Linked DNA regions of Homo sapiens: region 1 is linked to region 2. The links are chromatin contacts, found by Hi-C or POLR2A ChIA-PET in ENCODE. All regions are on one chromosome and are shown on one strand. The core of a region is the stretch at or near the end of the contact, and the rest is flanking DNA. Distances in the headings are between cores, read along the strand shown.

The links. A loop is a pair of places that touch in the nucleus more often than their neighbours do. ChIA-PET counts read pairs that join two places held with the same protein, here RNA polymerase II (POLR2A). Pooled maps may share reads with other maps.
Region 1: a loop to region 2 is called in a map of ascending aorta, with 3 times the contacts of the local background. The contact joins the promoter of FMOD here to the promoter of BMNCR in region 2. A Hi-C loop is called at or near these places in 11 of 168 maps with a recorded cell type or tissue (CD14-positive monocyte, K562, Right ventricle myocardium inferior and 6 more) and 7 of 50 pooled maps. POLR2A ChIA-PET finds 5 or more read pairs at or near these places in 3 of 52 experiments (AG04450, GM12878 and Panc1).

The regions. Positions count from the first base shown.
Region 1 is chr1:203,346,495-203,353,416 of GRCh38, forward strand. FMOD (fibromodulin) reads right to left here and starts at 4,628. Exons shown (of 3, transcript NM_002023.5): 1 at 4,539-4,628; 2 at 798-1,783. The coding sequence starts at 1,776. It also overlaps the pseudogene LOC100131747. RefSeq lists an enhancer at 1-43.
Region 2 is chr1:203,403,294-203,409,887 of GRCh38, forward strand. BMNCR (bone marrow associated non-coding RNA) reads right to left here and starts at 4,332. Exons shown (of 3, transcript XR_001738390.3): 1 at 3,238-4,332; 2 at 2,492-2,559; 3 at 1,440-2,084.

The DNA of each region.
Region 1 (6,922 bases), core at 3,378-5,877, 57 kb before region 2:
CCTTTTTTTTTTTCCTTTGGGCATTGCAAGGAAGTGCTTATGAAACAGGAAGCCCAGTGTCCTAGGCTTGGTGGTAGTCAGGCTCATGTTACCCTAGGAAGGATATCTGCCCTGCCACCAGGGGGTCCTTGTACTCCAGGAAGAACTGACCAGAACAAGTGCCGCATTCAGCTCTGAGAATAAACACCAAAACACAAGACCAGGCTGTAGACGCAAGAGTAGTTCAAGTGGAAAAAGAGAGCTCATCCTCTTCTGGGACAGTGAGTAAGTGCAGGGCTTCAACCCACCATTCTCCTGAAACAGACTTTAGAAGCTAAACTTAAATCTCCCTCCCTTTGAAGTATTCCCTCCTAAACTTCTCCGAACTCATCTCTTACTGCTCCCTGACACATGACCCCTTCATCTCAGACACGTGACATTTCCCAGCTGTCCCCTACATCGACAGGTGACCTGTGAAAATGACTGGCTCCTTTGTGGCAAGCCTCTGTCCCAGAATGTCTCCATCCTGCATACCCCCAACCCATGCCCACTTATCTCTCAAGACCTGGAATGAAACTTACCTCTCCTGGAAAGTCTTCTTCTGTACCAACCCACTCCCCACTGAATTGTCTTAGCACTGCTATTTAGTATAAGTGTATTCTCTTTTGTACAGGGGTATGGCTTGGTTGTCAGGTTGCTTCATTTGTGCTGTCTGGTTCCCCTATTTCTATTTCTTTTGTTTTGCCACTAGCACTCAGAATAGTGTCTTTCAAGTGAAATAGACAGCCAGTCCCCGCCTCCCTTTGCCAAGGTCTCACCATTGATCCTATTGCCTTGGAGGTAGAGGTTCTCCAGGTTGGTGTTGACTGGGGGGATCTTCTGCAGCTGGTTGTAGGAGAGGTCTAGCTCAAGGAGGCTGCTGGAATTGAAGGTGTTGGAGGCCAGGCCATTGTTGGTTAGACTGTTGTGGGACAGCCGCACATACAGCAGCTTGGGCGCCCCCCGGAAGTAGCTATCGGGGACGGTGTAGACATTGTTGTGCTCCATGTACAGCTGCTCAAGAGCTGAGGGCAGCCCATCAGGCACCTTCCGAAGGTGGTTATAACTCAGGTCCAGCAAGATCAGTGACCGGAGGCCCCTCATGGAACTGCCCACTTCCTGGATCTCATTGTGTTGGAGGTACAAGGCCGTGAGGTTCTCCAGCCCCTCCAGAGCATTGTTGGGGACCCGTGAGATCTGGTTGTGGTCGAGATGGAGCTCTCTCAGGGATCGAGGCAGGGGACCGGGCATCCGGGTCAGGTTGTTGTGGTCCAGGTACAGCCTCTCCAGGTGCCTCAGCTTGGAGAAGACCTTCCTGCCCACCTTATCACTGGTGATCTGGTTGCCGTGGAGAGCAATCCAGAGCAGCCCTGTGGCATTGTCAAAGACGCCTTCCTGGATGGAGGTGATCTGGTTGTTCTGGAAGTACACATACTTCATGCGGGAGGGAACGAAGGGCAGGTACTTGAGGTTGCGATTGTCACAGTACATGGCCGTGGGGAAGTTGGGTGGGCAGTCGCACTCCTGGGGGCAGTCGCGGGGATCTGGAGGGGATGGAGAGCCGTAGGTGTAGGCTGGCCCTTCATCCACCCCATAGGGGTAAGGCTCGTAGGTCTCATACGGGTAAGGGTCATAGGGATCGTAGTAGGTGGACTGCTGGCTGCGGAGGTAGTGGAACCACCAATGAGGGTCATCTTCATACTGGGCCTGGGAGAGGGAGAAGAGCCCTGCCAGCAGCAGGAGGGAGGTCCACTGCATTTTGTCTCTGCAAGAAGCGGGAGAGAACAGAGCAAGCCAGCATGAGTGAGACTCCACAGAGGCAGTGAGGCAGAGTAGGCAAGCCTTAGGCTTTGAGCTATGCAGAGCTGACTTCCATGTCAAACATCTGAGAGCAGGAGCCTTGCTCTCATTTCTTCGGTGCCTCCTCCCAGTCTGGTTCTGCACTTGGTCCAGCCGGACCATGGCTATTTGGGGTGAGCTAAGTGCATTTTCCCCTGGTCATAGAGTCACAGACAGAATGTCTTTGAATGGGAACAGCTGCATTTTTTTTTTGGAGGGGCAGATTCTTAGGAGCCTCTAGCACTCTGAAAGTCCTGTGGGAAAGCTGAAAAGCCCACAGCAATCCCTGTGTTTGTGGTGTGGTGGTAAGGATGGTAGTGGGATGCTCTTCAGATCTGAACCCAAATCCAGTTTGGATGTTCCGGGGAAATAGTATTTTTCTAAGAGTCCAAGGAGAAAGCCCTAGGATGGGAGACCTCCAGAAGCCGCTTGACGCATCGAAGGGGAAGAGCTGAACTACATCTGGAAAATCTTTTGGTCTCTTGGGCAGGCTGGGAGTTTTTGGTCTTGAGTGTTTGGGGAGGAGTGTGGTCCCTCTGCAGCCACCACAAGGCTCAGGTTGCCCTCCAAAGTGCCATCATCTGTAACAGTCTGCTGAGTGAGGAAACTCACTGGTTAGCAGTTTGTGGCTACACATGCAACTTGGCTGGGACAGGGTCTTCATGCAGCAGTTACAAATCCTTTCCAGACTGAGGACCCTGGCACTGGGTGTGGCACTTGCCTTCTAAAGCAGGTACTCAGTGTGTGAAGTCTGAGTTAATCTGCTTCTCTCTTCCATGGTGCCTAGTAAGGTGTTAGCACTCCTCATGCTCCACCATGGGCATCATGCAAGAGCCATGTGGGGCCAAGAGAAATGAATGAGGGACACCAAAAGAATAGCTAGAGATTGGAAACTCTTGTGTATGCTCAAGGGAAAGCAGCTTGAGGTAGGACCCTGACATTCTCCTCTCCTTTCCCAAGCTACCTGCTCCCAGCGATGACACCTAGATGACCAGGCTCTGTGTCTAGGTCCCCACATTGCTGGAAACCTGTTGCTTTTGAACCTGTTGTGCTAATGAGATAGGAACAGGGCAGACTGAAGAGGAAATGTGGGTCTGATGTCATCTGAGAGGGAAACTAAAGGTATGGAAGGTAAGAGACTAGGGGTGGCCTGGGTACCCTACCCTGGTTACCTATAGCCAATGCATGACATACTCCTGTGAGCAGTGGGCATCTTCCTGAGTGTCACCCTTGGACAGAGAAACCTTAGAATCTTTCTTGGCCTGGAAGAGTCACATACAGCCCTCACATTGCTGTTGGGCCTACTGGGGTTGGCAACTGTAAACAGAAGAAAGAAAGGAGTATAAAAGCCAACATCATCAGATCCAGTGAACTGATGGGAAAGACCCCAACTATGACACTCAACAGAGTTACCTCCTGACCACCATCCATCCCAGACCTCTCTGTCCCCTCAAAACAGTTTCCTTGGGCCCACTTCATCCCATCAGTTCCTAGGTTGCAGAGGAGCAGGCACCCTGGCTCATCCACAGGCAGCCTCAGGCCTCAGACAAAGAGCCACAGTGTTTTGGAGAAGCTGACCCAACTGCCCACTGCCTGGGCAAGCTGGCTGGTTCCTGGCTCTGGCCAGGAGAGAAGACGAATGGAGCGGCCCACTGCCAACAGAGCATTTTTCCATGCACAGCCCTGGGCTGTTGCAGGACCAAGGTGGCTGTCTGGAGGGCTGGCACAGTGAGCCTCTGTCTCCGTTTCTCCTTCTTTCAGACTGGGCACCTTGGCAGACAAGAGCCACCTTCCCCTTCAGACTCAGCTTTCTAGGGGCTGTGCACCCTGCCCACTTCAGCCTCTTCTTAGAGCCATGGGTGCTGAAAGGGTTTGATGGGGAGCTTATGCCTCTCCTTACCCCATCCCATCTCTTAGCAATGTTGCTTCAGGGTTGCATAGTCTTACACTGTTTCCCATAATGCTAGAGGCCCTCCTGTGCTCAGAGTTTCTGTAAGGTCGAAAGTTTCCAGGACTGCCACACTATCAGCTGGGGGAAGTTTACTCAGGAGCTACTGCTGTTCTTTCATTTCTCCACTCTAGAGAAAGATCTCTCCCTCCTATCAGTGGAGAAGGTCAAGCCAGAGGCCATCCCCTCACCTGGATTGCATCCCCACCCCAATCCACAGCTCCCTGGACATGGCCAGTTCTCAATGCTTCTTTTTATTCTCTCCTTTCCACTCCAAACACACACACACACACACACACACACACATTCTACACAAAAGTTTCCCCCTCTCCCATAATAGCATTTATGTACCAAACCCCTCTATAAGAGAGATTGCAGGGACATCCAGGTCTTGGAATACCCTTCAAAATGCCCACACTCCCAGCATGATGGGATTTATGAGTAGCAGGGAAGAAGCTTCCCTAGACAGAGGGTCCTTCACTTTTTCATGCCTGAGAATTGGAGGTCCCCTCAGCACCCATAAAGGAACTGTAAGAGAAAGGTACAGGGCTGGAACCCCTCCCTTATACACCCTCTCTGCCACTCTCCAGCATCCCTGGGGTCATGGCCCAGATGTGGAGAAGGAGGAATGAACCCTCCCTGCCTCCCCATCTCCCCTATCCCCTACCACTTTTCCTTTATTTCTTTTAAGGAACTGCTAGGGACAAACCCGAAGTAAAACGACTATACTTACCTCAAGTTGAACTTTTCAGAGAGTGACCACGTCCCTCTGTCTGGCCTCCTTGGGTTGGAGAACGTGTGAGAGAGGAAGAGAGAGAGGAGTGAAAGAGTCTACTGAGAGTGTGCGTGCCTGTGCCAGACCAGGGTCCCGCCCCAAATTCCTAATCAAATATTGTGAAAAGGGGCTGAGGAACCCGGATCCTGGTTTTTTTCAGCTCTGCTGCAGGGGCGGAGTTCACGCTCAACCACGCAAATCCTTCGGTCCGCCTGACGCTATAAAAACCACCTTTTTTCCACTCACTTATCTTCCCTGAAACATTGGCAGCCCTGGGTCCCTTTCTGCTGAATGAGTTAGTGGCGCCCTAGAAGTTATTTGTACAGTCTCTTATGAAGCGCCTGGATTTCTCATTAAAGCCACAAAGGCAGATGCAGGGATGGGGAGGGCCAGGGTTTGGTAAGAGACATCTTAACTCCTTCAGCAACCCACATGTCCCTCCAGAGAGCGAGAACTCGCGCTTCTCAGCTCCCCCTATAGACAGGTCATCAGGCTAGTGGATAAGGGAGCATGAATGACAAGGGACAGCCGGCTCTGGTTCCAGTTCTATCCCTAAGCAGTGTAGACTTTTCTAGGCTACAGGTCCTGCCCACCTCCACCACTGGAACAAAAGGAAAGGCAGGGACTCCAGCATTTGCTGATCACTGCTTATGCACTAGCATCATCCACTTCCACTTAATGCTCACAACAAATTCAGAGTTAATAACACTTACCTTGCTGGGTTGTAGCAAGGACTGTATCAGGTGATGTGTGGGAGGCTCCTGACCTGGCACATAGCTGAGGTTCACTGTGTCCTACCCATTTCACAGCCATAGAATTCCTCAGCCAGGGAAAGACAAGATCAGAAAGCTGGGCAGGAGCTGTACCATGAAAGGACTTTTGGGCGATGGAAGTGATTTGGTTTTTATTCTAAATGTTTTTGTTGTTGTTGTTGTTGTTTGTTTGTTTGAGAAGGAGTCTCAGCTGGGCGTGGTGGCTCATGCCTGTAATCCCAGCACTTTGGGAGGCCGAGGCAGGAGGATCATGAGGTCAGGAGATCGAAAAGGAGTCTCGCTGTGTCGCCCAGGCTGGAGTGCAGTGGCACAATCTCTGCTTTCTGCAACCTCCGCCTCCCAGGTTCAAGCCGTTCTCCTGCCTCAGCCTCCTGGGTAGCTGGGACTACAGGCACACGCCACCACGCCCAGCTAATTTTTTGTATTTTTAGTAGAGACAGGGTTTCATCATATTGGTCAGGCTGGTCTTGAACTCCTAAACACAGGTGATCCACCCACCTCAGTGCCCCAAAGTGCTGGGATTACAGGCGTGCGTCATCCGGTCCGGCCTATTCTAAATGTTTAAAAAAAAAAACATGTTTCAAGCAGGAGAAGCCATGGGATCTGATTTGCATGGGATCTAATTTACATTTTAAAAGCATGTAGGAGGGGCTGCTGTATGGAGAAGGGGAGGCCAGGGTGGAAGCAGGGAGGCTCCAACCCAGCCTCAAGGAGAGGTAATGGCAGATTGGACTGGTGCAATGGAAGAGAAGATCTTATATTTTAGACAGAGAACTGACAAGTCTTGCAGAGTTAGGAAAAGTCAAGGATGATTCCTAGAATTTTAGTTTGAGCAACTGGGTAGGTGGTGGTAACATTTCTTGACATGGGAAAGGTGACGTGGGACTGAGTTGGGTAGAAAACCAAAGTTACATTTTGGATATGCTGTTAGAGATGCCTGCTAGGCATTCCCCTGGAGATGCACGTAGACCGTTGGACATATGAATCTGAATCTGGAGTTTAGGGGCTGGAAGAAAACATTTGAGAACCATTATAATGTGGGTCACACAGAATCTCAATAGCTTAGATAAACTCATGTGTCCTAAATGTTCTCTCCTCAAGTATGTTAACTGGCTTATGCCAACATCAAAGAAACACCTTTATCTTAAAAAAATACCAACTGAGAAACCCTGAGATGACTTGAATTTGAAGAATTTAGAAGTGTCGAGGCAGATGGTCCTTTTGGTTTCTCCAATAGGTTTGAGCTTTTGACTTAGCGTGTGGGCTGTCAGAAAGGGCCTTGTCAGGGACCCATTCTCAGAATTTAAGAAGAGATTTCAAAAAGATGAAACCTAATGAATGAGCCTTTTCTGACCACCTACTATAGACTAGGTGGTTTACTTATGTTATCAAAGATAACAGTAGATATTTTGCATTGGAATTAGTGTTTTTTTTTCAAAGCTACTTTTAATACTTTGGGGTGAGCCCCACAGGAATAAAAAAACACTGGGAAGGGGTAACCTCCCACCCGCCACTTCCAGGAGGGGCCAGGGGGAGAGAGGCTACGTGAGGGGAAGGAAGCACAAAAGG
Region 2 (6,594 bases), core at 3,082-5,581:
GTTAGTTTCAAAACAAGAGTTTGCCACCTTGGTTTTAAAGAGAGCACTAATGGACTGCCCCCAGTGCTACCTGTTCTGTTTCTAATCTGCTCCAGGATCCGACAGAATCCATATAAGGTAGAGGACAATTGCTTTGAACAGACATCCTCAAGATAGTTCATAATTTTGCCTTTGGTTTTCTCATTTGTAGCACTCAGGATAGAGCTTGGTCTTCTTTGGTGCCTGAGATTTAGGATTGGGCAGGAGGAGGTTATGTTTGGGATCTGCTTTCAAGTAAAATATCTCTACCAACTAATGAGTAATTTAAGATTCTCTCTCTATATGGTACTTATCCCAAGAGGTAGACAAGTACAGACGGGGTGTAGCTAAAGCTGGGGCCATGGCGGGACAGGAAAGTTTCTTTATGGGTCAAAATACTTGCAGTGTTAAACAGGCATGTTACCAAAACAGGTTCCCTCAGGGTGATGGCTCTTCGTCTGCTAGGCTGACCAGGGGGCCCAGATGGTGTGCCTGATATCTGGGAGGACGTCTCCAAGAATGTGTGACTTAAGTCACCTCACCTGGAGGTTGAAGGCCTTACATTATTTAAGCCAGAAAGGACTTCGAAGACCCTGTAGCCTCAGGGCTCCCAGACTTAATTTCATGGTCTATTACAAGTTGGAAGTAAAATACTGTAAAAAGTAACTGGTTGTCGATAAGTTTTATTTTGCCAGTTGAGCAAATAAAATACTCACCTTCTGTCATCATTTCAGAAAAGTACCTTTTAATGTAAAAAATATGGAAGACTTATTCTCTCACTCTTAACATAAAGGATATATATCCCTGTCCTTCCCCAGAAAGTCAGTATTAAACTTACACTAACAGTACACAAATATACTGTATTATATGTCTGTGTGTATCAATATGCATGCACATCATCATCCTCCTCCTTACTTTTTCCTTATCACATGGGTAGCTGTAATGTAGTGATTTAGTACGTGGACTCTGGGACCAGGATACCTGAGTTCAAATCCAGGCTCTACCACTTACCATATGAAGACCTTCAGGTAAGTTACTTAACCTCTCTGAGCCTTGGTTTTATCATCTATCATGTGAAGGTGTTAATAAGAATACATACTTTTCCAGGTGGTTATGAGATTAAATGAGTTAATATATGAAAACCACTTCACACAAAGGAAATACCCAGTAATTCATAGCCATTGTTATATTATTTTGCCACAGACTAGTGAAATCTTTATAAATTGGTATCTGGGAACCACTGACAAAGCACTCCTTTCCTTTTCCATATAAGGAACAACTTAAGTCTAGAGTGGGCATGATTTGTCCAACTCAGGTCATGGCCAGTCAGTGACTGGCATGGGCATAGAACTCAAGTCTGCTGACCAAGTCCAATGCATCTCTGAGGTTTCCTGGAAAAAAAAAAGTCAGTTAGGCAAATGACTGGAGGGTAGGATGGGAATCAGTGAACATGGGCTGAGTGTGTGCATAGAGAGGGGCGGGGAGCCAGCACTTGAGCAGAGCACACTAACCAGTTTGGGAACCCCAGGGAAGTCTGGCCATTGCTGTCTCCTTTCTCTTTCCTCCAACCTCAGAGAAAATGAATATAGGAGCAGGTGACAGCCTGGGGTTGGGGGTCGAGGGAGTCTGCACGTGGGATGGAGTAGGTCGGTAGCAATGCACTTCTACCTCTTCCTCCTTCAGCCTTCAGTCCACCCATAGAACATACGGCTGAATCTCCAAAGTCCTACCTCTTACGACTCTGCTGGTACAGTCTGTTGGATGGAGGTCCTGCCCCTCCCAGGCACCAATCACCAGAGCAACCAAGGCTGGAAATAATGCTCAACCCTTCCACTCATTTTTGCTGCTGTGGTTTGGGGACCATTCTCCATTTCCTAAGCAGACACAGCCTTGGTGAGGACCATGGGATCAGGTAGGATTGCACTCAGTGGCTGGTAACAGAATCCATGGGACTATGGCTTCTTTTTCACTCCCCATAGCAGGAAATCAGGGTGTCCAGGGCAGGCTCCTTTAGTCCCTCTGTTCCATCATCCTTCACATATGACTTTCATCCTCATGACCACCTCCTGATCACATGTTCCAGGCAGGACGGAGACAAAAGAAAATGACAAAAAGCAAGGGTTGGGTACATATCAGGAAATCCAGACTTTCCCCTAAACCTTCCAGGGGCTCCTGCTACTGGAAGCTACTCCTAGCTGCAAGGGAGCAAAGGAAAGGTCATCTTTTGTCTGGGTAACAAATTGTGGTTTTATTAAGTAAGGAAGGAGAGAATTGATATTGGATAAGAAACATTTACTCCCAGGAAGATACAAATTGGAGCCTTTTCATTTCCTTTCCTCCAAAGTTGATTTCAGCGGGATCACAGTCCAAGGAAGCATTAGCCCAGCTCCAGAAGCCTTAATGTCTGTATGGCCTTTGCTGAAACCCAGAACTCACATACAGTGGATCAGGCAGCACACAGCACCCTGCATACCTTTTTTTACAAGTCTCCTTACACTTTCCTCTGACTCCTCTCAGTGGCGCTTCCAACCTCCCTCTCTCCTGCAAAGCAAAACAAAACAAAACAAGAGAGGCCAACTGGCAGCCTGTGCTGCCCTCTCTGCACAGCCTCCCATCTCTCTGACATCTTCCCTGTTACCACGTTTTTCCCTTTGTCTTCTCTGTGCACTTTCTTGTGGAAATGGGTTTGGTCTCTGGGTTGTTACAAATCTAGGCCTCCACCCCTTAGCCCCATAAGCACAACCAAGGCTGAAAATGATGAATCTGGGAGATTATGACACAACCTGTGAACTATACTGTGATATTTCCCCCCGGCTACCCAGGTTACCAGCAAGCCAGTGTAAACTTAAGCGCTGCTTCTACAACATCTGCAGACACCAGTCAGGGTGGGTCAGCTGTGCTTTGCTCCAGCCCTGGAGACCTGCCCCATCCCCGCTCAGCCTCCTGCTCTTCTTGTTCTTATGTTGTCTGAACTCCCCACTTTGATACTCATCCTACTGGCTTCAGCCAAATAATTCCCATCTGCTCCTTCAGAGGCCCACTTAGGATGGTCTGTTTGGGGAGGTTCTCTCAATTCACCTCACTGGCCCCAAGCCAGTCTGCTGTGCTACTCTGATAGGTCAGCCCTTGGTTTATATTATTTGTATTTGTACTTGGTATTCCGATTTTGAGCTGCATTCTTTATATCTGTTCTGTCTCCACTATTAGGCTGGGACCAACCTGAGTGCAAAGTCTGGGTCTCCTGTCAACCCCTCGGGACAAGGGTTACTTTTTTTTTCCCAGCTGATGTTTCTTGGGTACCTTCCATGTGTCAGATGCTGAGGTTGGTGCTCAGGACATGAGACAGACCCAGCCCCTGTTCTCCCTCAGGACTTGCTTCTCCTGGTCCTGTCTGTGCCCCCAGGACAGCACTCTGCCTGACACATCGGGACAACTGACCACTGTCTGGACAGAGATGAGGAAGAGGATAGGGATTCAGCCCTTGGAGATGAGCCCCATCACTCTCTTCCTGGATTCCAAGTTCATACCACTCTGGCGGCTCCTCTGAAAATCCCCAGGCCTCCTCCCAGTCTCCCGGCATCCGGTGTTGCTGTTGGCCGGGCCTGCCTGCCACACAGCCAGGGACTGAAGGACATTTTATTCCAAATGAGGGCAGTCAGCTGAATTTCCAAACCAAAGATTTTTCCACTTCAAATTTTCTCCTTTCCTCTTCTGCCCAAATAACACATTTGTTTTGTAGAAAAGGGACAGAGCAGTTCTATATCTAAGGGTTAAAGACTTTATGGGGATACCTGGGGGATAGGCAGGGCTGTGGCCAAAGTCCTTATCCTGTTGGGAGGAGAGGGAAAAGAAAGGAACTGAGAAGGGCCTTCCAGTCCCCAGGAAGACAAAGGGGATAAGATCAAATCAAGGGATGCCTTTTTTCTTTCCGACCCTATACTGCACTCTCCTTCTTCTTCCATCTCCTTTTCCTGTTTTTTATTTCCTCTTCCTCTCTTCCTTCCCACTATCTTCTTCTCTCTCTTCCTCTCCTTCCTCTTCCTCCATGCATTCATTCATTCATGCATTCTCCCAGCAGACATTTATTCAGCATCTACTATGTGTCAGACACTGCCGCAAGCTAAGAATACAGAGACAACTAAGTCAAGGCTCAGAGTTCTTATAGTCCAGAGGTTGAGGAGGGTGGGGCAGACAGATGACAGGCTGGGGTGAGGAGCTACAACTGGCAAGGAGAGGTACTGGTAAATCTCCAAGTACATTCAGAAGCTCATGCAGTACATTTAGAACAAGGGAAACTCTGGGAATCAAGGAAAACTTTTTAAAAAACTTAAAACTTAAAATTTTTAAAAATAAGTATTTATTTATGTATTTCTTATTATTACTATTATTATTTTTTGAGACAGGGTCTCACTCTGTTGCTCAGGCTGGAGTGCAGTGGTGTGATCATAGTTCACTGCAGCCTCAACCTCCTGGGCTCAAGCAATCCTCCCACCTCAGCCTCCCAAGTAGCTGGGACCATGGAAGTGCATGACCATGCCCGGCTAATTTTTTTTTTTTTTTTTTTTAAGAGACAGGGTCTCTCTGTATTGCCTAGAGTGGCATTTTTTAAATAGACTTTTTTTTTTTTAGAGCAGTTTTATGTTTACATCAAAATTGAGTAGAAAGTACAGAGTTCCCCATGTATCCCCTGCCCCTCACACACACAGCCTCCCCAACTATCAACATCCCCCACAGGAACAGTCATTTGCTAAACCCGATGAACCTACATTTTAACATCATTATCACCCAAAGTCCAGAGTTCACATTAAGGTTCACTCTTGGTGTTGTACATTCTATGAGTTTGGACAAATGTATAATGAATTGTATCCACCTTTATAGGATCATGCGGAGTAGTTTAACTACCTAAACATCCTCTATGCTTTGCCTCACTTAATCTTTCAATCTTCAATTTCTTCTTCTTTGAAATGGGAAATATAACAATTATCTCATAGAGTGATCATGAGGATAAAACAAAATAATATATATGAATATTCTGCTTTAAGTGTGGGTTATTTATATAATATCACAGGGAAAAACCAAGAGAACTCACATAGTTGTCCCTGATTGTGGTATGTGCTACGGGAGAAAGGAGAGAAGCAGATAGGAAAGGATGAACTTTCGCCCAAGCATCAGGGAGACGCTGCTGCATGAGGTTTGGGCTGCAGGCGACACTGGGAGTAGTAGTAGGAGGAGGGCACGGAGGCCCACGGAATTCTAACAGGGACTCTGGACTGTTCCCTGCTCCTGAAGTAGCCCATCCCAACTTTATCCAGGCAGTCCTCTGGCTGCTGCTGGCAGGGGCTCAGAGAGCCTGTGTGAGTCACATCCACGTGGCTGATGTGGGGAGGGAAGAAGGGATGGGGAGGGCTCATGCCCGCGCAGGGCCACGCTGGCTTGGAGAAATGGTTCCTGAAAGTCCCTGGCAGAAAGTGGGCTGCTGTGGGCTGTTAATGTGCCATGCAAATCAACCAGTAAACAGTCCCCAATGAGAATCCCAGATGTCTGTTCACTCCAAAGCACAAGACACTCATTTTGGGCTCCAGGTGGGGACCAGCTCAAGTGAACCCTGCCCATGAGCTGAGGCAGGACTGCTGGTCTCTCTGTCTTCCTGCCTCTGGACGGGGACCTTGTTCCTGGAGACCTCATTGTCCTCCTACACTGAGACAGGCAGTGTCTACACAGGGAGAAGGCGACCGGCAGTACAGATGACATCAACATATCACCTTTCATTCAGGATGGGAAAAATCATTCTGGGGTCTGCTTAGGCTGTCTAGGCAGAACAAAAGAGCTGCACCATAGTGCTAGAGACAGGATGAACCATATGGTATGCTTGTGGGGTACCCCAAATTTCCACCTGAGTTGGGTCTGTTGCCAGGCAGAGGCACAGCTGGGTTTGGGGGGATGCCAGGTGCTTGCTGTATATATGCTCAGAATGCGTTGGCTTGTGGGGAGGATAGCTAGAGAGGGAGAGGTGGAATGAAGCACATCTGGTGACCCGATTTTTTGTTTTCTTGTTCTTAGTTAAGAGCCTCAGCTATTCTTGGGGCTGGAGGAAGAAGACAAGGAAACAGGCAGGGGCAGGAGAAGGAGAAAATGGGGCAGGTAGTGTATGTTACTTGGGGAGGCTCAGAGAGGGAGTGCTGTTTTGATCCCGGGAAGGCCTCTACTTCTCATGGAGTGCGAAGGGGCTTGGTGTTCCTAGGTGAGGAAGAAAAGTATGGTCACATGACCATTTAGCAGCCTCTCCCACAGGGACTCAACATGCAGTCATATCAATATATCATTCCAAAAGCAGCACATAAACACATATACCTTCAAGGATAATTGCAAGCACAGGGTTTAATTATACAGACAATGAAAGCCCACACTTCTTAGAGACACACTGCCACTGAAACACACACAGCCCTGCTCATAAAGACTAGAAGTGGTCACATTGACCCTTCAGGTCAGGGCAAATGTGCCTTGAACCAGCATCACCCTTTGGAGTTTGCAAAGTCTAATGTCCATCTCAAGTTTTCCACAAACTTCTGGAGGGTG